Regions from separate parts of the Mus musculus genome. Here all the other regions are linked to region 3. The links are chromatin loops, found by intact Hi-C in ENCODE. Cell type or tissue: heart. All regions are shown on one strand. Region 1 overlaps Mical2 (microtubule associated monooxygenase, calponin and LIM domain containing 2). Region 2 has its middle 12 kb from the start of Micalcl. Region 3 holds the start of Mical2 (microtubule associated monooxygenase, calponin and LIM domain containing 2). Region 4 overlaps Mical2 (microtubule associated monooxygenase, calponin and LIM domain containing 2).

Region 1 (5,000 bases), 74 kb after region 3:
GGCAGGTGGAGTTGGAGAGATTGCTCAATCATTAAGAGCACTGGCTGCTCCCACAAAGGATCTGGGTTCAGTTTCCAGCACCCACATGGCAGGCCACAACTATCTGTAACTCCAGTTCCCAAAGATCCAACAACCTTCATAGGCACTTGCAGGCAAAGCATACACACACACTCACACACACACACACACACACACACACACACACACATATACACACGCACACACATATGTTTAATATATGTGTGTATGTATGTATGTATGTATATGAATTTTAAAGAGTCATGCTTTCAGGGCCCCTCTGAGGTAGAGATCTATGTAGAGCAAGAGATCTATGTAGCCTCCACTCACACCCTACTAGCATTTATGTCTTGGCTAGGTATACTAGCTGTTGTCCCCCTCCTGCTCCTTGATAAATAGTCTGTTTTTCCATGTGGTGTTTGTCTCTTGTCGAGAATGTGCAGGTCTGAACTCTTCTAAGATTATCTTTACAGTGGATTTCCTGCTGGTGGTAGATCTGCTTGCTCCCCAATGAGCAATAATTCACATGGCCCAAGAGCACAGATAATACCGCCGTCCATGATGTAGGTGGCCTTGGCAGCCCCCTGCTCCTTCTGTCTGGGTGGGAAGCTGCAAACGTTAACCCCAGCTGGCATGCACCCAACATCCCTCTCATGGTCAGAAAGCCAGAACTGAGTTGGCGTTGAGTGGGTGGGAAGCTCATTCATCCATCAGCTACGTGTTGGGCCTCCTGTGCGTACCAGGCAGTGGATGCGTTCCAGGCACACAGATAACACAGCGGATGGGGCAGCTCTTGAGACCCAGCCAACGATAACATGGGAGCTTTGTTCTGGGGCAGCAGTAATGAGTGAGCCAGTGGGACCATAAGAGAAAAGTATGCAGTCTAATTTAGGAAGGCCTTTGGGCTGTGTGTGTTCATGGGGTCGTGGTATGTGTACATGTTTGCTTATATGTGTGTGTAAGCCAGAGGACAACCTTGAATGTTACTCTTCAGGAGATATTTCCTTGTCTATTGAGATAGGGTCTCTTTCCTGCTGGTGGTAGATCTGCCCACTCCCCAGTGTGCAATAATTCAGTCACCCCAGTGCATAGATAATACTGACATCCATGATGTAGGTGACCTTGGCAGACAGACCCCTGCTCCTACTGTCCGGGTGGGAATCTGCAAACGTTAACCCTGGCCTGAGCCTCGCCGTCTTAACTAGGCCAAGGAGTCAGTGAGCCCCAGGGGTCCTCCTGTCTCTACCTCTCCAGAGCTAGGCGATAGGTGTGCACCACCAAACACAGATTGGTCTTGCTCTCCCTGTTTTTGTTTTTGTTTTGTTTTGTTTTGCTTTTTAGCCTGGGTTCTCTCACTCAGCATAGGTTCTCCTGCTTGTGCAGGGAACACGTTACTGACTGAGGCTGAGTTTTAACCAAAAGCTCTATTTATTGAAAGTCTGTTCTCAGTGGTAGTTGCTGGCTGGGTCTGTGGAAAGGGGAGAGTCCTTTGCCTCTGCATTCAGTCTGCTGAGCCACGCCTGTCCAGAGCCTCCACTGGCCATGGGCATCCCTGGAAGCCAGGACTGCTCCTCTGCTCAGACACACGGCTACACAGTATTTGACCCCTTGTCAGAATGCCAAGGCCCATTCTGATCATAACTAGCATAGTCCAAGAGGGAACTGTCCTGCCTCCACAACCCCAGCCAACAGGCCCTTGTGCCAGCCTGGATTTTCTCCCCTGATATAACTAAGCCCACTGGCATTTGCTTTGATTAAGATTATGGTATGATTGGTATCTCTGAGATTCAGGCCCAAAATATGTAACAGAGCTTAGGATGATGGGAAAGCCAAACATTCACTGATGGAAAACCAGGTGTCACCAAGAGGGCTGGATGTGAGACCTGGCTAATATTTGCACTCTCTATGTACAACAGCCCCTGGCTGGAGGAGAGGAGGTTTCCTGCCTTGTGTGGAGACCGGAGATGGGTCAGGCCTGGTGAACAAAAACTGCAGAAGGCCTCTGTCCCCTTCCTGCCCTTCTTCACCCTACATGCTCTGGCTGGCCCAGCCTTGTCCGTGGAGTGACAGAGCTCACCAACAGGAAACATGCAGTAACTGCATAGACATGTAACGGGTCCAGACTTCGCCCCAAAGCAAACCTCACAAGCGTGGGGTTTGGAGCAGGCTCTGAAATGACCGTCATTGTCTGGCTATGTGGAGCAAGAAGCACTGTGGAGGGTGAGATAAAGTGTGGATTTGGGCTGAGGAAGCTGGTTGTCTCCAGGCATGTCCAGAGAGGAAGCCAGCTCTGCCGCCCCCACCCCCACCCCACCCCCATGTACTCTCCAAAATCTCTGGGGGTGAGTCAAATCTCAGCAGTGACTTCATTTCCTCTAACTGGGTGTCTACAAACTCTTTGAACGGTTCCAGCCAGTAAACTATACTGATTGCAGTGTGGGAGCTTCTGATACGCTTGATCGAGTCTTCCTCTGGGACCTTGGCAGCCTAGGGGAGTGAGACGGCCAGAGGATGGAGTGTTTGTTCAAGCAGGGGGATGTGTTTTTAAGATAACATTTAATCCCAAGTAGAGGGACGTTTCCAGATGTCTCAGCAACATCCGACAGTGAGTGAGGAGCGGGTGATGGTCTCCTCCATTGTTGCCTAGGTGAACAGTTTCACCTATTCGTCTATACCTACCCGCCCATCCCCCACCCCCACTCACCCACCCACACCCTCACCTGTGAGCTCCTGCCTCTGCTGGACTACTGCCATGTTTTCAGGTCTTAGGCAACACGGAGACTATGCACAAAATTAGATGTTTATGTGCCTATCTAGGTCACCATGTGTCCCCTTCTTCTGTCCTAACAGACCATGTCCTCCCTGAAAGAGCACAGGATCTTCTTCAACATGCAGCAACTTGGCATGGACCTTGTACAAATTCCTGACTCTTCTTTACCCATGGCCCCAGTGCCAACAAGACCAGTGCTTTTAAGACCCTCAGCATCTGGGTGCAGACTAGCTCTCCTCTTTCCCTCCCCTTCCACCCCTCTTTCTCTCTGAATGGGCTCCATCAGCCGAGACAGTTGGTTTTCTTTTTATTCTACCAAACCAGAAGCAGCACCGCACAGTAGGCTTGGGAGGGAGAGCATCAAGCTTTAGATCCTGGCTTCATCCCTTTCGTTCTGACCCCATGGACCAGTTAGTTACCTTGTGGCTTTGTGCCCTGATTTCCCCATTTGGGAAGTGGTCAGAGTAAAGGTTCTCTTGTAGGAGTAATTCAGTTCCTGAATTGGAGAAGTCAAACACATGAACCTGGTGGGTGCTCCACAAATGTGGGTTACAGTGGATAACAATGTTGATGATGATGACGGTGGTGGTGGTGATATAGATGTCGATGATGATGGTTATGGCATGGAAAGCCCCTTCTCTGATGTCCCTTACAGCCTATCATGCAGAATTAGCTTTTCCCCTTTTGTGTATGAAACAGAACAAACTACAAGGCATTCTACTTATTTAAAGTTCAAATTTGCCCCATGGCCTGAGAGTCTCTAGAAGCAAGCACTAGTTTTCAGTAATAAGACTCCAATATTCAGGGCTAGAGAGCTGGCTCAGTGGTTAGGAGCACTGAGTGTTCTCTGGGAAGATCCAGGTTCAACTCCTAGCACCCTCAGGGTACCTCTCAACCATCTGTAACTCCAGCCAGGGGCTCTAGTGCCCCCTTCTGGCCTCCATGAGTACCAGGCATGTGCCTGATGGCACAGACATACATGCAGGCAAGGCATTCAAATGTATAATACAATTTAAAACTTTGTAAAAACAAAACAAAATCAAAAAACCCAAGAATCCAACATTTATACCAGTGTGTGGCACACTTCTTTTTAATTACCTTTTTCTCATACAATTTTTGTTTATTGAGCATTACCTAGAATTTGCAACCCTCCTGCCTGAGTTCTGGGACTGCACTCATATACCACTGTGCCTGAAGTTTTCATTTGTTTAATACTATGTGTGTACTGCATATGTGCAGTGACCATAGAGACTAGAAGAGGGTATTAAATCCTCTGGAACTAGAGTTACCCCTGGACCAGTGAGGCACCATGTGTGTGCTGGACATTGAACTTGAGTCCTCTAGGAGGAGCAGCCAAAGCTTTTAACTGCTGAATCATCTCCAGGCCATTTTTCTTTTAGATAAGGCCTCACTATTTTATTGTATGTAATATAATCAACATACTATAAAATTAATCCTACTAAAGTAGATAACTATCACCACTGCCTAATTCCAAAAATTCCAAAAACAAAGACCTACCTATATATCCAGTAGCACTAGCTTCCCAATCTATTCCCCACCTCACCCTTAGCTTTATCACCACTAATCTTTCTGACTCTACAGATTGCCTGTTCTGGAGTTTAGATCCCCAAACCCACATCAATGACAGCTGGGTGTGGCAACCCATCTGTAATTCCAGTGTTCAGAAGGTAGAGATCAGGGGTCCCCAGAGCAAAAGCAAGATAGCAAGCTAGACTGTGTCAGCAAACCACAGGGTCACTTGAATAATGTGGGGGGCAATCAAGGAAGACTCTTGATGTCAACCTTGAATCATACACACATGCCTGCACTCACACAGACAAACGTGTATTTGCACCCATGACATCACACACATATCATGGCTTGCTTATCCATCGATTCATAGGCTCGTGAGTTGTTTGCAGCTTGGGGCTGATATGAAAAAATCCTTCCCTTGCTGTTCATGGAGAGGTTTTCAATTCTCTTGAGTGTATGTACCTAGGATTGGGACGGTCGGCTAATATGGTACCTCCATGCTTAACTGTTAAAGGAATTGCTATAACAGACTGAAATTGTTTGCACAAGCAATATGTGAGACTTGAATTTCCAGCTCTTGATTCACGTGCCCCATCAAATTCGAGCCTTTACTACTGAGGGCTTGGTTTTGCATTTTTCTGTTGGGACCTTTCCATCTACTTTCTGATTCCTTGTATAT
Region 2 (5,000 bases), 140 kb after region 3:
CTAAGGACTAACAGTGCCAGGGACAACTCTTCCTCCCCGAGCAGTTGTAACACCCACAATAATGTACTGAAGGACTGCCTGCTCAAGCTCTCTGTCATCCTGCTGATGCCTCGTACCTCATCTCCTGTCACTGATCATAGTCCACCTGTGGACTATGGCTGGGGAGGCCATGCTGCACAGCAGTATAGACAGACATTTGCCTGTCTATGGTAGCCTGTGTGCTCTATCATCCCATGCTCTGCCCTGTGCTATAGAGGTATAACCCCTGCACACTACATTCTCCGGGGTGCCTTGAATAGCTTCCCGTTAGGTTTGAGACATGGTGGAAGAGTGGGGTGGGATCAGGAGAGGAACCAGGATATTATTCCTGACACCCTAACCCTTAATATCATAGCAGTGACCTTGGCTTCTGGGAGCTGGTGAGGCTGGCCCTTCACTTTGTCCAGCACCATCATGTCTCCTTGCCTGCCTTGCCCTTCCTCTGCAGAGCTCTTTGGCTGGAGCTCCATGTTCTCAATTGTATCCTGATTCTTTTAGTTCCCTCCACAGATGTTTCATTTTCAACTTTTATCCATGATGGGGCATAGGGAGTGGTACCCAGGGGAGTTTCTTCAAGCCCTGAGCCAGAAGCCACTCTAGTAGTCAGAACCTTGAATACATCTCCTAACTCTCAGTGGTGTGTGTCCTCTTCTGCTTTCTCTTCATGTGTCTGGGGGTTGCTGGATGACTCTGTAAGCTGAATATCTAAGGATGGACTCCAGGTCTGTCCTCTGTGTACTTTCCACCAAGAATCCAAGCTGACAGGGCAGCAGCCATCAGAAACAAGCTTTTTCAATAGGAATGTGAGTGACAACTCAATCTGGCAAGGCCACGCAGAGTCTTGGGTCACAGCTATCCACTGGTCTGAGGCAGACAAGCATCACATGCCTGGGGCAGAGGTATGTTCTGCCAACTCTCAGGACTACAAAATCCAAGACAGAGTGTGACTCTGTCCAACCAAACAAATGGTTCTATCATATTCACAGACATAGAGCCTAGCAACATGTGGCCATCTGTGGGTGTCTTAACCTCTCCATGTTTCCATTATCTCAGCAAGAAAACGGGGGTCACAAAATGTTTTGCTTGAAGAATTATAGAAGTGTAGCAGACTTAGTACAAGTCAGTGTTCAAACTATTCCTGGCATATATTAGGAGCCCAATAAAAGTAAGCTGCCACTGCTCTAATTACAATCATCACTATAAACATTAGCAAAACTGCCACCATCATCACCATAACTATCACCATCACAACCGCCACCCAACCCTTAACTGCCATCACCATAACCACCATCACTACCACCAAAACCACCATCACTACCACCAAAACCACCACTATTATCACCACCATCACCATAACCATCACAATAACCATCACTATCACCACCACCACCACTATCACCATCATCTTTAGCAGAGTAGCCAATTATATTCCCCCCAAACACCTCCCTTCACAGTTGTACTAGTATAAAAGCATCGGTGTGCATGCACACAAGTAAGTTTGCACATACACCAGGGATTAGACAAAGAGCCAGCAGGTTGGGTCTGCCTGTACTCACATTGTATTTTAAAACTTCATAGAAAGTGTAGAACTTCTTGATTTGTCTTTACAGGCAAGAAATGCAGCTATGGTGCAGATACCTCTTCCAGAGAGAGTGTATAGAGTAAAAAGAAGAGAGACCTGGGGAAAGCATGAAGAACACAGCATTTAAGGACTGAGATGGGACAACGGAGAGACAGGGAAAGAATGTGTCTCTCAAAGTAGAGGAGGGTGGGAGTCAAAGACCAGGGGAGAACCTGAAAAAGAGTCCTATACACTCGATTCAGTAAGCAGGCTCGAGGGAGTTTTCTAGGAGCAGGAAGGTGGAGAGGTAACCGTCTCATCAGAATCGTAGGAGACTCATAGGGGGTCAGAGAAAGCTTGTCCAGCTCTTCCAAGACTGGCTGGAAATGAGAGACGAGTGAATGGGTTAGAGGTAGAACCGTCTGTATATTAAGTACAGACAGAACCAATCCAGTAGGCAAAGTCAGGAACATGGGAAAGAAGACAACAGTGAGCCATACTGGGGCTGAGAAGTGAGGGGGAACCCAGTTCAACTGAGGTTTAATTCTAGAGAGGAAATTGGATGGCTGCTTCCCTGTGGCAGGAGAAGGCTCACCAACCAGCCACTGGCCGGGCTGGAGCTGGGCTCATGCACTCATCCACTCCACAGGCTTCTCACGAGCACCCACTTTACAAGGCATAATTTCAACAGCAAACAAAGCGCTGCCCACATCCTAGTCCTGGAAGGAGACAATAAAGGAGAAAGGAAATTAAACAGCTTGTTAGAAGGCGAGATTCACTATGAGGAGTAATAAAGGGGAACAGAGCCTGCTGAGTGTGTAGCTACATTTAGCAGAACAGCTCAACACTGAGAAGGTGACAACTGACCAAAGCTGGCAAGCGGTGAAGTAGAGGTATAGCATTCATCATGATAAGCACTGAACACAAGGTCAGGGACAACAGACTCAAGGGCAACATGGGGGGCCTGAGATGGTGCCTCCCTGAAGTCCCGAGGGAACAGTGGTAACACAGCAGGAATAGAGCAAGCCAAGGGACAACGTGAGGAGATAAGGGCACAGAGGCCATGGAGCTAAGTTAGATGGGACGCTTCCTCTTAACTGCAGAGTAAAAAATGAGAGAGCTCTTGGGGATTTTGAGCAGGAACGGTATCCTCCAACTTACATTTTTATGTGAAAGGTAGGGCTCAGCAGGAGACGGATGAGGGTCCAGGTGGAGATGATTTTTTTTATCATCTGGACAAGATGTGGTGGAGCCAGGGAAATGGCAGCAAAGAGTTCCTTCCTGGTGCATTTGAAGGAGGAGCCATGAGCACTGGTAGAGGGCTTTGTGAAAGATGAAAGAAAGGGTGATATCGAGGATACCATTATAGTGCTAACCTAACCACCTAGACTCCATTCCTGGCATATTTGAAGGAAGGCTCATCCATACTTGTAGAGGGCTTTGTGAAGGATGATGGTGGTATCAAAGATGCCATTATGGTGCCAACCTAAGCCACCTTAGCTTCTGGAGGCTCCAGACTGATCTGGGCAGAGTGATGGGTAGAGCAGGTTTTGGGGAGAGCAAAGATAAAGGGTTCACTTCGGACTTGTTGCGTGTGCCGTGTCTGCTAGGCACCCACAGGAAGATGTTAAGTCAAAAACAGGAGACACACATCTAGATGCAGGGGAAGTGGCAAGGCTTTAGATGCACATCTGGGAGTCCTCTCTGTCTAGGGTCATTGATAATCATAGGAGCAGGTGAAACCAGAGACCGAGTATAGACAGGACCGGCACAAGGGAACAAGAAGCTGGGCAGAGCTGTCTGGGAGCTGAGAGGGTCCTTTTCTGGAAGGACTTGACAAGCTGGGTCACAAGGTCAATAGGATGATAGGTGAAGGGTTGTAGAGATGACTCCGTGGTTAAAGAGCTTGCCATGTAAGCAGGAGGACCTGAGTTTAGAGCCACAGAAATGCCAGGTAAGACTGGTGGCCCCTCTGTGTTTACAGCCCCAGAAGATGGTGACAGGTGACCTCCAGAGTACACTGGCTAGCAAGACGAGCCGTATCTATGAACTCTATGTTTGATGATGATCTACTGCCTTAATGAATAAGGTGAAGAGCATCACGAATGAGGCTAGATGTCAACCTCAGGCCTCCATATGCACATATGCACACGTGCATATGCACCCACACATATCTAAAACCATCTATACATACCCATATAAATGCCACACATACACATGCTCACACACACACACACACACACACACACACACACACACACACACACACACACAGACAGAGAGAAACATTTGGGAGGTGGGGGGGGTTGTTTGTTTGTTTTTGTTTGGGTTTTGGTTTTGAGACAGGATCTCACTATGTAGCTCTGGCTGGCCTGGAACTCACTTGTAGACCAGGCTGGCCTCAGAAACTTACAGAGATTCTTTGTGTCTGCCTCCCAAGTGCTGGGATTAAAGGCTTGTGCTACCATGTCTGGTGGAAACAATTTTTTAAGGCGATGTCACCCTTGAGTTTAGCAACAACTTGGCAGAGGCAGTTTGAAAAAGCAATCCAGAGGCTGTGGGCCTGTGATGGATCATGGGAGCATCTCAACGTCTCCCTCCAGATTAAACGGGGAGGTGTGTGTTTTTATTCCTTACACACATCAGGAGTACCCTAAGCACTGGGGCATTTGCTGGGCTGAGAGATGGCTCTCAGCAATGGCACAGAGGATGGGAAGGTCTGTCCTTGAACATCTGAGAGGACCAGCATCCTTCCCAGACTCCTGGAGGAGCCAGTGCCCTGAAAGGGACCATCTATTCTGCTATCTCTATAGGCCCTATTCTCTTGGCAGATGAGCCCATCTCTCCCAAGAAGCCAAAGAGTGTCCCTGAGCCCAACCCCAGAGACGTGGAGGCTGAAGCCACCTCTCCTCGGCCGTCTGAATGGACTTCAGTGAGGATCAGCCCTGGGGAGGATACAGTCAGGCAGGACGTGCTGGCTGTACGTGTCCTAGTCACCAGTGAGGACAGCAGGTATGCCCAGATTGCTGAAGGATGGAAGCAGCAACAAGCTGGGATGGGGCAGGCTGCATCTAGAATCTGCTCTTCTCTCCTCTGGGAACTCCCAGCAAACAGAACCCTCAGAGCCTCTTTCCTCATCTGTTAATGGGACTGTAATAGTGGTTTGCCTCTGAAGGAGTTCTAAGACTCAATCAATTGACACATGCCAAATACTGGTTGGTGCACAGTAAATCCTATAAGGCTGTATAAGTCACTGTTTTCTCAGAGCAGGGCAAGGCTCTACTGTCTTCCCCCAGGAGTCCACTGTGGTGCACTAAGGGCTGCAGATGAGTGACACCTGTCACAGGCTCCAGGGCCTCCCATGCTAAGAGGTGATACATGGTGATTGAGACACCAAAAA
Region 3 (5,000 bases):
AAGGCAGTCCTGGTCTCTCTCTGCAGCATCCTTGGAAGTGGTCAGGTGGATGCTGATAATGACAGGGCCACCGGCTGGGGCTGCTTTGGAATTGCGCAGGCTACTGTTTCGGTTGGAGATGAGGATATTTTTAGGGCTGAATCTGGGTCTTCCTTCTCTCCCTCCCTCTGATGCTAAGTAGCCATCTGTATCTCCCAGGCAACCTCCTCAAGCTGTATCCTAGAAAAGCAGGATGGGGAAGTGACTAATGTTAAATGCAGAGAGTGGGGCTGCTGCATCATTCATTCATCTCTTAAGAAAGGAGCCACATCCTATTTCTCCCTAACACAATATAATGCTTTCTTTGAAGCAAAGTTATATGTCTCCCCGATCCAGCTGGTCATCCTATACTGACAGCTCTGAGTTTTGAGTTTTGACACCCCTATCCCCAGTCTTTCAAAAAGCCACAAGCCTTACATAATTCCTTTACATAGTCAGCCTCCTCAATGGCCAGGCTTGCTCTATTTCAGAGTTACAACTCAGCCCACCACACCTACCTAGCAAGAGCTCCATGAGATAAAAACTTGGTGGACGGCACAAGAGAGGTACAAAGGATGCTGGGAAGTATTGTAAAACCTTACTTTTGAGCGGCCAGAACTTCTGTCCTAGCCCAGACCTATGGTACATGCACGTAATCTCCACATTTGGGAGGATGAGGCAGATAATTGTTGAGATTTGAGGTCATCGTGGAGTACACAGTGATGGAGACCAGCCTAGAGTACACCCTGAAATCTTGTCTGGAGAACTCTCTGTTCTGAGCAGTGCTATCATTGCTTAGTTGGCTCACAGTGCTCCTGAGCACGTCAGGCTTGTTTTGATCTGAAGACAGAATGTTGTGCTGTGTCAGACCATGAGGCTGACTAGAGAATAACGTGGACTATGCCTCCCCCACAGCCACCTATATTCAGTCACCTGGGCACCTGCTCCAGAGTGACAGCTGGTTAAATGAATGAATGCTTCTCCTCCATCTCTATCTCCACACTGCCTGGGCTCAGCCAAGTAGCTATGAGCCTTGCCCACTGAAGCCAAGCTGTGGACAGAGGTCATGCAATTTCCTAATTAAGTAATAACTTAAAAAGGCAGGGCCAGGTCATTCAGGTCGCCTTTCCCTGACAGCAGCCAGATGTGAGCTCTATAGTGTGCTCAGATCAATTGGCAGTTCTTCTAGAGATCTTACAAGTCCAGGGTTCTCGGAGGCCCAGGAATGGCTATAGAGGCCTCACTTCACGGTTGTGTATGTTGACTTGGAATCAGTTCCCCGTTTAAATACAGACACGTTAATATGCACACGGTCTTGGTAAATGACTCTGTATTACAGATCTCAGTTCCCCCATCTGTGAAAGGGGATGAGGATATTGAAAAGATCAATCTCTAGGTCTGGGTTTAAATGAGATGATGCATGGAAGGTGTTCATTGATTGGTGGTGACATGGTTAGAGTCCCACCAGAGTCAAGTACTGTCCCTCTTAGAGTCAGTGATGAGTTTTGCAGACTGAGTGGGGTTGAGTACCAGGTATAAAAACGCATCCACAGAAGTGGAGTGAATCCTAAGGACGCTGAGAGGCAAACTCTGAGAAACCCCAAGGCCTGGATGATGGAAACGCAAAGAGTATAGAAAAAGACGGGCCCCAGGTTTGGGGGTGGAGGAATTGCTGCCTGCACTTGCCTGGCCAAGGGGCATGCTCTCCAGAGGGTGGTACCCGGGGAATTCCAGCAGCCTGGAGTCATGGTACTGTTTGCCTTCGCCGCCCAAGCCTGCCTGCTTTCCTCCCGCTGGGTCAGCTCAGTTTCAAGAACATTTATGGACTCTGCATTGGGCCAAGCTGAATGATGGGCTGCGGGCCCCAGGGGTGAGTCAGTCCACTTGAATCCTATTTTCACTGCTGTCGCAGTGTCCGTATGAATTTCTCAGGACTTCGAGCCCGAACCATTCATTCAGAATTTTCGCTGAAACTGTGAGAGGCATGGTCATTCATGAAAGCGATCAGAAACAGGGGTTAGCCATTCGACAGCCAAGAAAGAGAAAGTGCGAGCGACCCAGTCAGTGCGATTGGTCTGTGTCACTACCCCATTTCCCACAGCTTTAGCCCAAGCAAGGCCAGTTCAAGAGAAGACCCAAGCAAGGAAGATTGCATGCAGAAAAGCAAGAAATGAGGGCCCAAGAAGGCCAGGCAGTCCTAGAAGTCCTTTGCTGTTCCCTCCAGTCCAGAAGGGACAGTGAGGCTGTCTTTCCAGCTGCCTAGGCAAAGCTTCGGGAGGCCCAGCTTTCCCCTCTCCCTGGACACCAGAACACCAAGGCCGGGTGTTCGTCTCATAGCAGCCCAGGGCTGGGTCTTCGACCTGTGGCCAGGGTGGGAGCGGCTAGGGCAGGGCTTCAGCCCACGTGCGTCCGAAGCTGCAATGGTGACAGCAACCCCCAGCCTGGTACTAACTGGGAGGGCGCTGGGGTGGGTTCCGCGCTGCATGACCATTGGTCGCGCGTCTCAAGCATGGGGTGGAGCCTCGCCTTCGGAGGCCCTGTCATTGGCCGAACCTCGATGGAGGCGTGTCCCAATCGGATCCTCCGCGGCTCACAGAACCGCAGGCACCCGGCCGGCTCAGCCTGCGCCGGGCCGCCTCGCTAGCTCCGGGCTCGGCAGGCGGCCCGCTGGGTCCCGGATTTCTGCGCCCTCAGACAGAGGACAAGAAAGGCAGGTGTTGACCTGAGGCCTGGAGGCCCGCGAGACCTTGGGTAAGACGGAGTGGGAGAAGGCTCCGGGGTGTGCGGGAGCGGGTGGGGACTGTGCCAGTCCCGGCTGGACTCCGCGCCCTACTGGACGCCCCGGAGGGTCAGGTGCGGCAGTTCCGTCCGGGATCTCAGACCCACCTGCGGGGTGCGCCGTGGGCTCTTCACCAATCAAAACTGTCATTCTAACCTCAGAAAACCCAACACACGCGCATAGTAGGCGCCCTTCAGCAGCAGGGTCGCCTGTCATCGTTCAGGGGAACGTCCCCAAACTTTGCTCTGTGCGATCTAGGCTCCCGTACCTTTCCCATCCTCTAACAGAGCGCCTTGCTTATTTTTATTTTATTATTATATTTTTCTGCTTCCTTTCTTCTCCTCCCTCCTTGATAACAGGAAGTTGGGCCAAATGTCAGTGGCCTGGCCAGCGGCGGGCTGGAACTCGGGCTGGTTGCTTGGCCGGTGGCGACGCTCCGAGGGTCCTGCGCTGCTGTTCCCTCTAGCTTGGGACCCCTGACAGCCTGTGCTTGTCCCTGCCCAGGAGCATCCTACCCTCGTGTCCTGCTCTGTCAGTGGCTAGCTGGCCCTGGGCTGGGGTCTCCCTTGCAGCCTCTGCCTGCTGCAGCTGTTCGGAGAGGGCGGGGTTAATTTATCCCAGGCCAGCCTCAGTCTTAGCCTCACCCTCACCGGCGGAGCTGGGAAGGGCCTGTACTGGACCGGGAAGAGGCGTGTTGAAACCAGAGTACTCTCCTGTCTCCTTCCACATTGTTTATTCTGGGCCTGGGTTTCTAAAGCGGAAAGAGCTCTCGTTTGCAAGGCCTTTCGCTGTCCACTATGTCTTAGGTGGTTTAGTGGGAGGATAAAGTCAGTAGCCCTTATGGATAGACCCGGAGAGAAGAAAGCTGGAGGTCAATTGGCCTTCCGCATTTGCCTCCTGAGTTCTCAGGTACCTGTGTCCTCTGCGTGCCAGCAATCTCCGCGAGGGGTGGGGGTGGGGGCAGTGGACCTAAAGCGTGGGACACCAGGATAGCCCCTGTTCATGTCCCAGGGGTTTCAAAGGTGATCAGTGCTGCCTTCTTCAGGCACAAGGAAGAGGGCACAGGTTGGATCCCAGTAGTTTCTCCCCCAAAAGCTTGTGTTGTGTCCTCTCTGTTTTAGGGATCCGGAAAGCAGTCCTGACTCTGTGCCTGCTTCCCACCAGTTGTCCTGTGGCAGTGGGAAGGAGCTCTGGGCGCATGTGTCTGGAGCCCCTGGCCTTTGAGAGATTCTGGGGACCGCAAAGCACAAGGTGCTTGGCCGGACCGCAGGAAGCCGGGATGCGCTGCGAGCTGCTCCTCACTGTGTAGTCCCCTGCAGAGGGGCTCTGGCTGAGTTCTTTGTGATGAGAGGGACTGACTGTGATGCTGCCTTGGAGGAAAGTCTCCTCCCATTGGCTTTACCTCTGTGGGCCTGGCTTTTCCAGTGATCTTGAACTGAATTCATTGAAATAATTTTGACCCTTAGGAACTTCAGGGTTGTTCTTTCTGCAGTGGGGTGGGGCAGGCTTTGGCTTCTTTTGTTTGCTGGGTGATGGTAACCTACAGTTTCAACAGCCCCATTCCTAGGAGCTGCAGAGAACAGCCCCGATCCTCCCATCCTGTGATGGGAAGGTAGTGGTTTCTCTCCACCACGTCCTCATCTCTATCTGGGTTTGCCTTCCAGGCATGGGCCTGACTCTGCTCACTCTCCACTGCTGAATGGTAGAGGTTCTGCCTTCCTGGATGAGGTCTTGGTTGGGCCAACCCAGCCTGGATTGAACATGGCTAACCCAAGTCTGTGGAGTGCTAATAGTCCCTTCTCCTTTAAAGAGCCCGAAAGAGTGTCCCGAGACTGCTCATTCTTTACCTCATGAGCACCTCCACATTAGCCCTCTGTAGTAGTTGGGGCCACACCCATTTTATGGGTGAGAGAAGTGAGTCACAGAGAGATTGCTACTGGTCCCAGCAGACTCTAGAGTCTCATGATGATTCCAGCTTCTAGGAGTGGATATGTGGTAACGTCGGCCTGGAGGAGGCAGAAGCAGGAGGATTGCTGAAAGTTTGGGGCCACACCGGTATATCTAATGAGTTCTAGGTCAGCTACAGTGGTCTCAAAAACCAAAACCAACAGGGCAGTAGTGGTGCACACCTTTAATCTCAGTACTTGGGAGACAGAGGCAGAAGGATCTCTGTGAGTCTGAGGCCATTCTGGTTTATAGAACA
Region 4 (5,000 bases), 55 kb after region 3:
AAACAAACTTGTTGCAGTCTCTGGCCCACCCAGGGTTGTAGAAAGCCCTAGGGAGTCTCTGGCCAGATTATCCAAATAAACGGATGTCTGGGTAGGGCAGGAGGCAAGAACTGACAGAAGGTTGAAAGCTACCCACATAGAAAGAGCTGCCTGGCTTCTGTTTGTCCTGCTTTTTGAGACTCTTTTTGTAGTCGTTGTAGTAGTTGTTTATCGGAGAGAAGTCCCATTGAAGATCCAGTATTGACAGTATAGAAGAAGCCAGAAGCTTCGAACCAGACCAATGACTCATTATAATGGACATCTGCAAGAAAAGCTGTTTGAGCAATCATGTATACTGTGTGACACACTGTGACACAGCATAGCTTCCTCAATGAGCGTTTTTGTTTGTTTGCTTTGTGTGTGTGTGTGTGGGGGGGGGTCATTACAAGGGCAGAGGGTGGATATGGAGGCATGGGGAGATGAGTGGGATTGGGGTGTGTGATATGAAATTCACAAAGAATCAATAAAAGTTTGGAAGGAAGGAAGGAAGGAAGGAAGGAAGGAAGGAAGGAAGGAAGGCCGGCCTTGGGGATGGTTATTTTCCATTGCAAGGAATTCTGTGGGGCAAGCTACACGGAAGTCCATCAGGCTCAGCCTTTAAGTTGTTCTCCGTTGCTGAGTCAGCGAGGATTGTGTTCAGCTCTGAGTTACTGTACGCAGCCACAAACAGCCATGGGGACCAAAAGAAAAGGCTCATGTTTTTAAAGCAGGAATTCAGGGCAGAGGTGGCCACTAAAGGATCAGTAGACAGCCTCTAGGCCAGTGCTGCCTGCAAGAGCTATGATGTGAGCCAAACGAGCAGTGCAAGGAAATGGTGGGATGACGGAGACACTTTATTTTATGTGGAGGAGTCCCATGGAACTGGAGTTACAGGTGTTTGTGATCTGCCATGTGGATGCTGGAAACTGAACTTGAGTCCTCTGGGAAAACAGCAAATGTTCTTAACCTCTAAGTAATCTCTAGGTTGTTGAAATAACTTTAAATGTCACACACACGCACACACACACACACACACACACACACACACACACACACACACGGGTGGTGGAACCTATTCCCTCAGGCCCATCCCTGGAATTCTGTAGAGGAAAGACATTATTCTAAGGACTCTCTCTAGAGGACAACTGTTTATTTAATCCAAGGAGAGAAAGTACTGGGAGGTTTACTACCCCTTCTGTTTTTTGTTTTTTATCTACTTTACTGATTGTTAATTGAATTTATTTTATACAATTTCCCGCATGTGCACAAAGCATGCTTTACTACTCTCAGCTGCCCACCTCTTAGTCCTTCCTCCCTAACCCCCACAAAAATCTCTTGATAATCTTCATATTTGTATATTTGTTTTGTCAGCCATGGGTTTCAGTACAGTCTGTTTGAGTGTGAGTTTGAAGCTATCTCCTGTAGTCAGGTAGGTTCAGAAGTGGGACTACAACTAAAGGCAGTGATTTCCTCTCCCAGGTCTCTCAGAATTATTAGCCAGTAGCTCAGCAGTAAAGAGTGGGACCCTGTGAGCCTCCCACTGCTTTGACTTATTCTTGCAGGGTGTCTTATATGGTCTGAGTGTAGGTAGCCTTAGTTATTGTGATTAGTGATAATTCTGTTTGTGTCTGGAGAATATTACTTCACAGCTAACCCTATCATCTTACGTATTTCCTGCCCCCCACCCACCTCTGCAATGTTCCTTGAGCCTTAGATGGAGAAGTATAAATGTTTTGTTTAGGATTGTACTGTAACCATCACATGTAGTTTCTGGTCTCTGTCCCCTTTCTTCTCCCTAGTACATACTCTGTGTCCTTTGCAGGTTTGTCACTTCTCAGGGAACATCTCAGCCACACCACCTGTGTGCTACTGATAGATGGCCCTTTATAGCACAAAGGTCACCTCAGCCAGTTGGTTACTAGGGAAGGCCTTCATGGACAGCCAGTTCCCCTTCCCTACAGCAGCAGTGAGAGTAGACTCTGAGGCTGCCCTGACCCCCCAACTATCCACTCCTGCCAGATCAAGAATGTGCACCGTTGGTCCTCTGCTCCCATAGTGCCTGGAAGAAAGTCTTCAAGACAATGCATTCCAACCCAGCCCTTCTGTTCAGCATCTGGACCTGCAGATAGCAGGCCTGGGAAAGCTATTAATCTTTGTCCTCAGGGTCTGTGTCCAGCCACAGCCACACTCGCTGACTCTCCATCTGTGGGTTCAGGCCAACAATTCTTAGGTGGAAAAATGTAGCCTATTGTCTTGAGGAAAGGTGCTAAAATGATGGAGTGCTTTTTTTGTACAGGGTGCTGAGAGTCCACGGGTGGGGCCAGGGCTCCATGCTGTTAGAAAACCATATCCTGAGTCTGTTTTTTATTTTTCTTAATTAATCCTCTAATCAAAAAAGGCGTTGTGGTCACTGGGCTCAGATGACACCTACGAGGATTTTTCCCCCTTCTGAAACTGTCTTGGCTTTGGAGCATGTTCTAGTTCAACTTGACTTCCAGAGTCTGTGAGCACGCATGCTCCAGTTGGCCGGTAGCTGTTCCTTAAAAATGATGCCCGGGGTCTCGGCATCCTAGGTGTCTGCCTGCTGGCCTATCTGTCCTCTCCCTATTCCAGCCCAGTCTCTCACCTCCCATGTGGTCCTCTGAAGCTTACGAAATCATAAGATGTGAAGAAGCCAATGTTTCTGAGATAGAGCCAAGACAAGAAACATTGACTGTGTGTTCAGTATTAAATCTCGTGGGCAAGATGCTACTGAGGTGAGAGAGCACAGAGAGGAAGGCGTGCTCAGAGCTTCATTGAATAGACTGACTGCGATGCTCCAGAGTCTGCAATGAAGTATTAGAGTGGCTGTGGAGCCATGGCTGAGAGCAAGGTCTACGGGGTCATAGAAGCCTGGGTTCATATCCTGCTATGGTCCCAGGCTTTTCGTTCATACGTTCGTTTTATTGTAAAATGAGCTTGATAATAGTACCCACCTTACAGATATCTGGGAAGCCGGGAAGAGTTAATATATTTAAGTGTCTAGGAACAGTGCCCAATGGGAGCTACAATTATGATGTTTGTCTTCGTTGTGGTGCAGCAGGGTTCACTTCTGTGTGCCCCGTCCCCCTTGCTGGATGAGGGTTCCCTTGTGATTACTTCTCTGCTAGAAGCTAAGGGGAGGTGTCTGTCTCTGGGCAGGATGCACATGTAACCCCCTGCACAGGACATCCCTACAGAGGTAGCAGCACTGCCTCTTTAATAAGGTTCCAGTTCAGAGAGTCACCTGAGGAGACCAGGCTCCCTTTCTTTAGGATGCCTGGCTCTAGGGTGTTCCATAGTGTCATCTCTCAGGAGATGTCTAGCTAGAACTGGCATTTGTGAAGGAAATGTCTGGGCTTTCCTGATAGGCGCCATAGATTCCCAACATTGCATTCACCCAAGCCTTACACTGGGCCTTTCTGTGTTTCCGCAGACATAATAGTGAGTAGGGGTCCATTGCTCAGCCTGCTGGGTGAGAGCACTGGGGAAGTTTTTCTTAGATGTGAATAACAGCAGAGGCAACTCGCTTTCCTGGGCTCTACAGTTTTGAATTCCTTGTCAGTGGATGTTATGTGCTCACAACCCCTGGAGTACTGGATCTAGGGGAGTCTGTATCTCAGGAGAAGAAGCAAAGATCTCATGTTCTGAAAGGTTTGAATGCCAGGGTAAGTCTCCCCAACTGCTCTGCCTAAATTCCCAATTTCTACAGGTGTTTGATTGTTTGTTTGTCTTAAAGTAATCATTAAATTTATTCAACAAGGACAATAATTCCTTGGATGATGGTCAGGTGGATGATTAACGGCTGGATAGATGGATGGGCAGATGGATGTAAGGATGGACAAATAGATGGGTGGTCAGATGGGTCGTTGGCTAGGTAGATATGTGGGAAAGGATGGATGAGAAAATAGGTAGATAGATGGATGGATGGGTGAATGGCAGATAGACTCCTGGAAAATGGATGGATGGAGACTGCACTGTCACAGATGCTAGCAATAAGCAGTCACTGTCTAAATAAAGCCTATTCCAATCGTTTAATACTAGAGGGAACAATCAAGAAATGTCCTCCCTGTTGGCTGATCTGGAGTAGTCTTTCTCCATGATTGTTCATCTTGGTTTGTATCCTTCCTGGTCTAAGCTGTTCTGGATGTTGTCTGATGTTCTGGTTGGGACTGAACAGGGAGCTCCCAGCATCCCGTCATGTGTTATGCAAGCATTTCATAGGTGGAAAGGCTGTGGCCTCAGTGCCTCAAGTGGAGGGAGCACTCTAGCTTGCACTCTTACCTGGGTATTTGGTTCTAGCTCATGGGGTCTCTGGCCTGTGCCCACCCACAAGAAACATGGCCCTCTCTTGCTTGAGCAAAAGAACAAAACAGGGGGAAAGATTCCTCCATCCGCAGGCAGAGTACTGGACCACTGTACTCTTCCACTGCCCAAGACAATGATGCCCCAGCCCATAAATAAAGTAAAAAAGAGGAGAATCTCAGGGTTCCGGAGGAAACCCACACAGCACCATGCTACTGTATTGTACTTCCCATAAACAGCTTCAATTGAGAACCAGCCCCAAGCCCAGCCTGTGACTCTGGCTTTGTTTTCAAAATGCCGCAGAACCTTTGAGATATTGTACCTTCTCCACACACCAGATACCTCCTCGGCACACTGTAGGTACTCAGCAGTGGGGGCCCGGAGCTAGTTAGTTGGTCCAGCTGTCTTGGTTGGGCTTTCTGGCCCCATCTGCTGTGAGAGTTCTCTTTCCCGTGACTCGGGGTGGTGGAAGCCATTCATCCAGCCAAAGGAATGGCATTGTTTTATGAGATTAACTGGGGTCTGCACCATTCCTAGAAACCTCAGAAGTGGCAAAGAGTTCCTCGGTGCTTTTAAGAAGTGGGTTTCAAAAAGCAAACAAAGCAACCTACACCAGCCTTCATAGGGCAGCAGAAGGGGGTCAGATGCAGCTCTGGGGC

The links. A loop is a pair of places that touch in the nucleus more often than their neighbours do. Peaks named below come from ENCODE experiments on the same cell type or tissue, not always from the same donor. Only the 100,000 strongest peaks of a DNase experiment are listed, where the experiment ranks them.
Region 1: it touches region 3 in a loop (2.1-fold over the local background); 5 of 42 quality-filtered maps call a loop at or near these places.
Region 2: it touches region 3 in a loop (1.9-fold over the local background); 6 of 42 quality-filtered maps call a loop at or near these places.
Region 4: it touches region 3 in a loop (2.5-fold over the local background); 7 of 42 quality-filtered maps call a loop at or near these places.

The regions. Positions count from the first base shown.
Region 1 is chr7:112,297,534-112,302,533 of GRCm38, forward strand. All of the region lies in intron 3 of Mical2 (microtubule associated monooxygenase, calponin and LIM domain containing 2), which reads left to right. Among named protein-coding and RNA genes, the nearest start is that of Mical2, 74 kb to the left of the region's middle. RefSeq lists an enhancer at 292-1,889. In heart, CTCF peaks have their summits at 2,110 and 3,734 (motif pointing left); DNase peaks (open chromatin) are centred at 648, 1,558 and 2,478; H3K27ac peaks cover 4,188 bases.
Region 2 is chr7:112,360,532-112,365,531 of GRCm38, forward strand. No RefSeq gene overlaps it. Among named protein-coding and RNA genes, the nearest start is that of Micalcl, 12 kb to the right of the region's middle. In heart, no CTCF peak of the experiment used is centred here; a DNase peak (open chromatin) is centred at 2,450; H3K4me3 peaks cover 313 bases; H3K27ac peaks cover 4,766 bases.
Region 3 is chr7:112,223,253-112,228,252 of GRCm38, forward strand. It overlaps Mical2 (microtubule associated monooxygenase, calponin and LIM domain containing 2), which reads left to right and starts at 2,584. Exons shown (of 26, transcript NM_001193305.1): 1 at 2,584-2,769. In heart, no CTCF peak of the experiment used is centred here; DNase peaks (open chromatin) are centred at 2,549 and 3,449; H3K4me3 peaks cover 3,467 bases; H3K27ac peaks cover 5,000 bases.
Region 4 is chr7:112,278,525-112,283,524 of GRCm38, forward strand. All of the region lies in intron 3 of Mical2 (microtubule associated monooxygenase, calponin and LIM domain containing 2), which reads left to right. Among named protein-coding and RNA genes, the nearest start is that of Mical2, 55 kb to the left of the region's middle. In heart, no CTCF peak of the experiment used is centred here; a DNase peak (open chromatin) is centred at 2,167; H3K27ac peaks cover 4,657 bases.